Linked DNA regions of Homo sapiens: all the other regions are linked to region 3. Evidence: chromatin contacts called from ENCODE Hi-C data. All regions are on one chromosome and are shown on one strand. Each heading gives the region's core, a stretch centred on a gene start or an enhancer-like site at or near the end of the contact. The rest is flanking DNA. Distances are from core to core; before and after follow the strand shown.

What was found. Hi-C counts contacts between places; a loop is a spot of excess contacts on that map. Pooled maps may share reads with other maps.
Region 1: a pooled map shows a loop between it and region 3 (3-fold over the local background). The contact joins the promoter of LINC01392 here to the promoter of LINC01393 in region 3. A Hi-C loop is called at or near these places in 2 of 168 maps with a recorded cell type or tissue (PC-3 and PC-9) and 4 of 50 pooled maps.
Region 2: a loop to region 3 is called in a map of heart right ventricle, with 2.2 times the contacts of the local background. The contact joins the promoter of MDFIC here to the promoter of LINC01393 in region 3. A Hi-C loop is called at or near these places in 10 of 168 maps with a recorded cell type or tissue (PC-3, Right ventricle myocardium inferior, ascending aorta and 6 more) and 13 of 50 pooled maps.

The regions. Positions count from the first base shown.
Region 1 is chr7:115,230,024-115,232,723 of GRCh38, reverse strand. LINC01392 (long intergenic non-protein coding RNA 1392) reads left to right here and starts at 1,369. Exons shown (of 5, transcript NR_126407.1): 1 at 1,369-1,541.
Region 2 is chr7:114,920,721-114,923,420 of GRCh38, reverse strand. It overlaps MDFIC (MyoD family inhibitor domain containing), which reads right to left and starts at 1,327. Exons shown (of 5, transcript NM_001166345.3): 1 at 785-1,327; 2 at 294-494. The coding sequence starts at 387. RefSeq lists silencers at 308-447, 678-857, 868-917, 1,248-1,387.
Region 3 is chr7:115,077,541-115,080,240 of GRCh38, reverse strand. It overlaps LINC01393 (long intergenic non-protein coding RNA 1393), which reads right to left and starts at 1,283. Exons shown (of 4, transcript NR_120521.1): 1 at 1,132-1,283.

The DNA of each region.
Region 1 (2,700 bases), core at 120-2,619, 150 kb before region 3:
CAATTAGGACACTCTGACTCCATCACTTCCCATACACAGAAGCTGAGGTGACTTTTAAAATATATGTGTAGCGTAAACAACAACCAACCAGAATAGATGCTAGTCTTGGCTCAGGAATAGAGCCCAAGAAAAAACTCGTGCAAAGATATTAACAATTTCTGAAGTAAGGAGAAGAAGCGACAATCCCCGTGTGGGACCAGAGCAGCAGGAAAAGACAGACAGACATTTGGCAGGGTCTGCAGCAACAGCTACCTACTAATCTATACAGAAATTTCTCAGTATTTCAATAAGAAATACAGCCATATTGGTGACACAAAGTGAATATCAACCCTATGATATGTGCACCCCAAATTAATTTACCAACACAGATTCCAATAAGAACCTAGCAACAAATAGAAATAACAGTCATATTCAGGCAATTCCTTTTAGTTTCACTGACTGCCTCTTTTTGGCCTCAAGCACATGGGAATGTGTTCATTTGCAACGTCAAAGTTGTTATCATCTTAAGAAGGTGACTGATCATATGTGAAACACAAGATGGTATGTCAGGATCTGAATTCGTTCTAATACCTTTTAAAAAAAAGTATATAGCTGGAGAATATATTACGTGAACCCTATTTAGAAAATTCCAAGATCTTTTAAAAATATCTGAACTTTGATAAAATCACAAAGGAATAAAAGACATGCTCAGGAATGACTCATAGTAGCACAAAAGATATTTAGCTATATAAGAAAGTTTCATGTTTGAAGAATATTCACTTCTTTCCACTGATCAATGGAGAAAAATGTGCATTCATTTGCTGAGAGCAGAATATGCCCCCAAACAGCAAACCAGGTTTTATATAAGTCACTTTTCATGTTAGCTAAGATTGTGTCAATCATTTAATGGGTTTTAGCTTAGGGATAAATTTTAAGCTGTTATTTTTCTGGTGAAGCCAGCAATAGGAAAATGTATGCTGAGGGAAGGAAAGAAACTGGAAAATTCAGCTAACTTAATAGAAATCTAACATTTGCTATTGCGTTGAATAATTACGTTTTTCAGATCCCTTTGAAGATGAAAGGTTTTGTATTAAACTTTTTTATTACCAGGCTATCATGAAAAAACAAATCCCTACAATGTCTGTGCATTTCTTGTTTTAAAATACGCAAGTGATCTGTTGCCTATCTTTATAACAGTGGTTTCTGTTCCAAAGAGCCTTAATCTGGAAAATATATGACATAAACTTAAACAACTGAGAATATTTAAAAATGAGCTATTCAAAAAAACATGCTATTGATACTGTTAGACGTTATGGTAGTTTGTCCACTTAACAAAGAGAAAGGCAGTGTTATGTTGGGTATAGCTATGGTAACTTAGGCAGATGACTCACTCAAAGCCTTTGTTACACTATTTATGACTCACACTTAGTAATGCTCACCCAATTACCTTTCCTAGTATATCTTCATCTTGTTAAAGTGTATGAGAACTGCTTTGGAGAGTCTAATAAGTCCAAATGAGCATTAAAAAGGAGAGAGAGTAGGAGAAGTATCTCTTGAGAAAGGTGAGTCCTTCCTATAAACTCTGGGTTTTATTATGGGCTTGCAAGCAGTACTAGAATCTGGTGTAACACATGATGACCAGATCTACTTTGTATTCAGGGAAGTCAATGAGTTCTCTAAGTGGCATGAAGCTAAGTACACCCACATAGTTTCTGAGTACATCAGTTCTTCAGTGTACATTAAGCCTTTCCAGATTTATCCACAGAGGTTGGCTGTTTGCCAGAATTCAGATTCTGTTCTGTTGTGCAGTGGGCTGAGTATTCCCAGGTGCCAGCAGAGTTTTATGCCTAGTCCTTATTTACAGTTTTTCTTAGAATTGCTTTGAAGTGTGAACAATCAAGTTGCAGCATGCTGTAAAGTTCTTTCCACATGAGCCCTTTATTTCATTTTCTGTTACAGCTCTGAAGCCTTCTCAAAACAGAAGTATTTATCTACAACTATTAAAATGCATTTGGGATGATAAATTCCTTATAAATACTTTTACATAATTTTATTCTCTTTATGAATAAGACAAAAATATAAACAGCCAATTGTATTCTTTCTCTACTACTTCTCCTCAAAAGGAGTAGTATTTAGCAAGGTGTTTGACTATTAATTATTAAAATGTATAAAATATTCTGTGGCTTAATAATACCTACAAGATGGGGCTTGCAAACACCTTGTGTATAATCACAATTGCGTATTATTTGGAATTCCTAACAAAGCTTCTAATACTGATATGATAACTAATTTGTAGCACTAAATATCACCTTTTTGGAAAGGAAGTACCTATAATAGCCTGCACACAAACCATGCCTAACATCCTTTTTCCTAACCACTATCATTTTCAGATATTCCAAACTAAATGCAGATTTTTTGTTTCCAAGCTCTATATTACCTTAAGATCAAAAGCTCTGACTTGAATTGTGTGCAAGGAGGCCAAAAAGCAGCCCAGTTCCCCAGTACTCTTTCCAAACACCACTCGGAGGTGACCAAAGGCTCAGCATCTGTGGACAGCCATTTGGAAAGCCTAGTGGGGTGAAACAGATAGCCCCAGCAAAAAAAATGGAAATAAGGGGCTCCCCTAGAAGCCGGGTAATGAATAAATTTTTCAAATTTATAAAGAACTTGGCATTTCCATTTAAAAGATGCTTTATGCTAGATACATTTTATCTTTTTTAA
Region 2 (2,700 bases), core at 78-2,577, 160 kb after region 3:
TAGGCCCAAACATGCATATGCTTAAGAAAGAAGCAATCCTGTCATCCTGTTTCTTCGCAACCAAAGGAAGGGGGAGTGGAGGGACCAACGGTTCCCGCCCTCTTACCCGGTTGTTGATCTAGGGCAAGGATCCTGAAGAACTTGCCTGAGTAACGCGAACTGTGCAAAAGTTCTCAACTACGAGTGGGAGCCCCTCCTCACAGCACTCCCCCCACCCCTATCTGTGCACTTGTGAGCAAACTGAAAAATGCAACAATGACAAAGAAGCTTGCCACTTGCAAGCGCGCACTCACCCTGGGCTGTGGAGCCCAGCTGGCCGCCGCCCGCCTCGGCCACGCGCTGCGGCCCCACGGGCCCGGGAGCGAGGGCTTCGCCCGCGCCGGACATGGGCCGCTCCGCCGAGCCCGCGCCGCGCCGCTGCCGCCTAGCTCGCCGCCCGGCAGGGCGCACGGAGGAAGGGCTGTGAGGTGCTGGGTGCAGGGAACTGACTGCTTCTGGCGGAAAAATATACAAAATTAAAAAAAAAAATGTTTTTAGAGAAGAGCACACCACCCCTGCGGGACGTTCCCTCCCCCTCCACTTCCCTCCCTCAAACTCCACCCCGGGGAAGTTTTGATTTGAAACTTGCGAAGAAAACTGTTACAGCGCAAGTTGACAGCGGCGGGGTCCCAGGGGTCCGAGGTGGACCCAGCGGGGAGGGGCTGGAAAGAGAGATCGGGTTTGGGAGAACCCCGGGGATGGGGATCAAACCCCTCCTCTTCCCCGCCCGGAGACCACTACCTACCTCCGCATCCCCCCGTAGTCGCTCCAAGCCCCTTCCTCCTCCTCCTCCTCCTCTTCCGCCCCGGAAAGTTAGCGAGCCTCCGGCAGCGGCCGCATTTTCGCCCCGGTGGCCTGACGACGGCGGCGGCCGCCCCTGCGCGTCCTCCCGCCTCCCTCCGGCTCAGCCCAGACGCCGCAGTGGCGGCAACTGCGGCAGCGGTGGCGGCTCTGACTCCGCGCACTCCGCCCCCTCTTTCCAGCCAGCTCACTCCAGCCGGCTCCCCTGCGAGGGGGCCTTCCCCCTCTCTGCCTCTCTTTCCCCTCTTCCACTCCTACAATCCTGAAACACTTCTCCCTCTGTTGCTCTTTTTCATCACATCCGGATCGGGAAGGCCTCGAACTCTTGGCTAGCGGCCCCGATGCTGGGAGCGGCGCGACCCGGGCTCGGCCGCGCGATCCCTCGCGCCCTGCGCTGTCTGGGTCAGGAGGCCAGAGCCGGCCTGGGCTGGCTCGGGCTCCCCACCCGGGCGCTGCGCCCTCCCGGGGCTGGGAAAGGGGAGTGAATGGGCAGGTCCCTGGCTGCCCAGACGTTCCCCCCACCCCGCCCAAAAAGTCACCTCATCCCTTCTCCCTACTCCTGCCCCCAGACCGACGGAGGCTTTGGGAATATCCTGACGAAAACCTTTAGGGTGGACAAGGAAAAACGAAAACACTGTTACAGTATCGAACTTTCCTGGTGGGATAGAGAACGTGTGCGTTTGAAACCTTGACCCCTCGGTTGAACGTTTACTCACTTCATCTCTGGCTCCTAAATTACTCTTTGGTCAAACAGTATTCCTGATGTAAAACCAGTTGCAGTTTGCGCGAATCTGCTGGAGGCATCCAGGCAAACAAGGTTGGCACCCTTGCGGATGCCGTGGTACTGGCCCCAGCCTGGCCTATGGCAAGCTAAATGCCTCACTGGATCAGTGGTATCTGAGGGGAGATAAACTTGTGGTCGGAAGTAAAAAGCTGATCAACTTTCCGTTTATAAATGAGACATTCTGATTGTAGCTTAATCTGATGAGCCGAGGATAGCAAGTGTAAAGTAATTTACAGATATATAGTACTTTAGTGGTATACTCAGATAACTTTTGCTCTTTTATTTCATTGTGAATGAAATGCAGAATTCATTTGTAGAAAGCTAGAACGAACTCATTCTTCGATTCTTTTGGACAAGCGAGGAATCACAGTAACGTTATCAAAACTGAAGAAAATGTGCATTGGATTCACTGTCTTTCTATGTGCATCATTAATAATATCCCAGAAATTTCATTTTTTCAAAAAGCTCATTGGAATTTATTCCAATTGATTACAAAGATTTACTTGTTACCTATGAAGAGACAGTGCATTCTAACTTGATTTCAATGATGGTAAAAAAGCCAGCCTTCGGCCGGGAGCGGTGGCTCACGCCTGTAATCCCAGCACTTTGGGAGGCCGAGGCAGGTGGATCACCTGAGGTCAAGAGTTCGAGACCAGCCTGGCCAACATGGTGAAACCCAATCTCTACTAAAAATACAAATATTAGCTGAGCATTGTGGCGGGCGCCAGTAATTCTAGCTACTGGGAGGCTGAAGCAGGAGAATCGCTTGAACACAGGAGGCAAAGGTTGCAGTGAGAAGAAATTGTGCCATTGCACTCCAGCCTGGGCGACAAGAGCAAGACTCCATTTAAAAAAAAAAAAAAAAAAAAAAAAACAGCCTTCAAAGTTGCTGATGACAGTCATTCAGACCATTCTCCCCAAAAAGACAAATGACATTTTGCCCCATTACACATAACTAACATTTTTTTTTCACTTGGAGATTTCAGAAATGGTATGAAATCAAGTGCATTACCTCTCTTGAAAACTTATCTAGGAGCCTGGACTGTTTGGAATTTGTCTGATGGAAGCAGATCAGT
Region 3 (2,700 bases), core at 34-2,533:
AGTAACTTTACAATTTCTAAGAATATTTTTAATACTGCATGTTCCACCCCAATTTGGAGAAATTTGGACTAAGAGTAAATAGGCAGACTCAACCACAGTCTCTAAAGTGAAATTCAGAGGAAAATATTAAAATGTTCTAGATAGAAGAGAAGTAGATAAAAGAGAATTTGATCGTATTCTATATGAGCATTGAAAACAACTAACAGAGTTACTGATGTAAAGCATGCAAAAAAAAACCTAGAAATAAATGGCATGGCAACTATAAAAACATTCTATATGGAAAAAATAATAGAAAGAAATAAGCAGATAAGAAATCTATTCTGGAAGGAAACAATCTAAAATGAGAGGATAACTCACCATGAAGACTTTATTCTCCCTTCTATAGGAGATTATAAGAACATAATTTTATAAAAGAAGGACATTAAGAAAATGATAAATGGGAGCTAAATTCCAGAATGAAGGAAGCAACTTAAGGAGCAAAAGCCACTATCACAGAATTAATAAATAAGTTAGACAAAGTTATGTCCAACAAGAAAAAAATAGACACAATAAAATATCAAACCACTAAGAAAAAGAGTATAATTATGGTGACTCTACACAGGAAAAAATATTTAGATAACTGTGATTCAAAGACAATAATAGGTAGAAACAGCAGAAAAAAAAAATGTAAATCCGGCAAAATAAAAATTCGTTGTCCCTAAAATAGGTAGGTCAACTAAGGTGACAGAAAAAGGCTTCCAAGAATAATCAAGCAAAATAAGGAAGAATTGAATTACAGATCATCAAAAAGATTCCTTACAGTCTAGGAACATTTTCTACAGCAATCTAAACCAAGAAAGTCCAGACGAAATTTTAAACTTTGTAGGTAAAGAAATTATTCTTTAGCCAGAAAAAATTGTGTGTGTGTGTGTGTGTGTGTGTGCGTGTGCACGCACATGTATATGTGTATATAAATAATGAGAGGTGAAATGTCAGACTGGTCTTAGACTTCTACTAAATCCAATGTCAAAAGAAATCAGAAGATAGGGGAACAAATGTTAGCAACCTTCAATAGTATCTCAGTATGTTCTGTGTTGCTATAACAGAATACCACAAGCTGGGTAATTTATAAAGAAAAGAAATATTTCTTACAGTTCTGGAAGCTAAGAAGTCCAAGGTCGAGAGGCCCACATCTGGCAAGGGGCTTCTTGCTGTGTCATCCCATGGCAGAAGGCAGAAGGACAAGAAAGCATGAGAGCAAGCCAGCAAGAGAGGGTCAAACTCCCTTTAATAACAGGACACTTCCTTGACACCAACATTGATCCATTCAAGAGGGCAGAGCCCTGGTGACCTAATCACCTCTTAATGGTCCCACCTCTTAATACCATCACAATGGCAATTAAATTTCAACATAAGTTTTGAAGGGGACATGCAAACCATAGCAAGTAGGAAAGACTGTAACTAAAGATTATTATGCCCAACTGAGGTGGTCAAACAAACATAAGGGCAACAGAAAGACATTTTATAAACAAAAACAGCAACAACCAAAAAAATAGTCAGGGAATATACAAGTCATGAGCCCTTTCTGTAAAAAAGGAAAGAAATCACTTGATGTCAAAAATCCAACCAAAGATGCTTGATTGGAGATGCTGGAGTAAAAGATGAAAGGCATCTGTCAACACACAAAGACAGTGAAGCAGTAAAGAAAGCATGAATGAAAATGTATACACAGCCAAATTATCATTCAAGAATAGAGGAAACCAGAAGACATTCTCATTCATGGAGGAAATGAAACAGGCATGAACCTTCTGGAGAAAAAAAAAAATAGAGCAGGCAAAACAAACAAACAAAAAACCTACTTAATGTAACAAAAAAAAACCTACTTTGTCCCAAGGGATGACTTTTACTAAAGTGCAGAACTGAAAAACAATGGTAAAAGGACAGCAGGTTTTGAATCCACTAAAATAAAAACAAAGAGTTGAAAATGTAGAAATCAGAGAAAATTCATATCATTAACTTGGATAATGTACATATAACAACATGGCTTAAAAATTTGGAAGGAACTGATGCTCTGTAAATAGCTGTTTAGCCAATCTGACAAATGACTTTAATTTATGAAACAGGAATTTCCACATACCACCATGCCTCCAAAATATTTTCCTATGTATAAACACCAAAACTGCATAGTTCAAGATAGGTAGCTTTTAGTTCGTTGGGAAGTTGGATCAGAAGAGGAAATATGGGAACATCTTTGTGTGCTTATTTCTCATCTTTCAGCAGACCCCACTCCATACGAGAAAAAAATTGCAACATGTTTTAAAATTTTACTTTATGCTCTTGATGTTTTTCATCATATTTTTCTTAATCTCAGACAAATGATTTGGAAGTTATATCACAGGTGGTAATAAATTTGTATCTAGAGCTCAGAAATTCTGTAAGTTCCACTTCAGTTTTTAAATTCTGTTAAAGGCAATCGAAATTATAAATAATATTTTTAATTTAAAAAGCACACTATTGCTATGAAATCATTTATCTGTCTATTCTTCTGCATACAAATATGCATTATTTTGAGTGATGAGTCAGTGTTTTTTTTTGGTTGGTTGGTTGTTATTTGAGATGGAGTCTTGCTCTGTTGCCCAGGCTGGAGTGTAATGGCTCCATCTTGGCTCACTGCAACCTCCGCCTCCTGAGTTCAAGCAATTCTCCTGCCTCAGCCTCCCG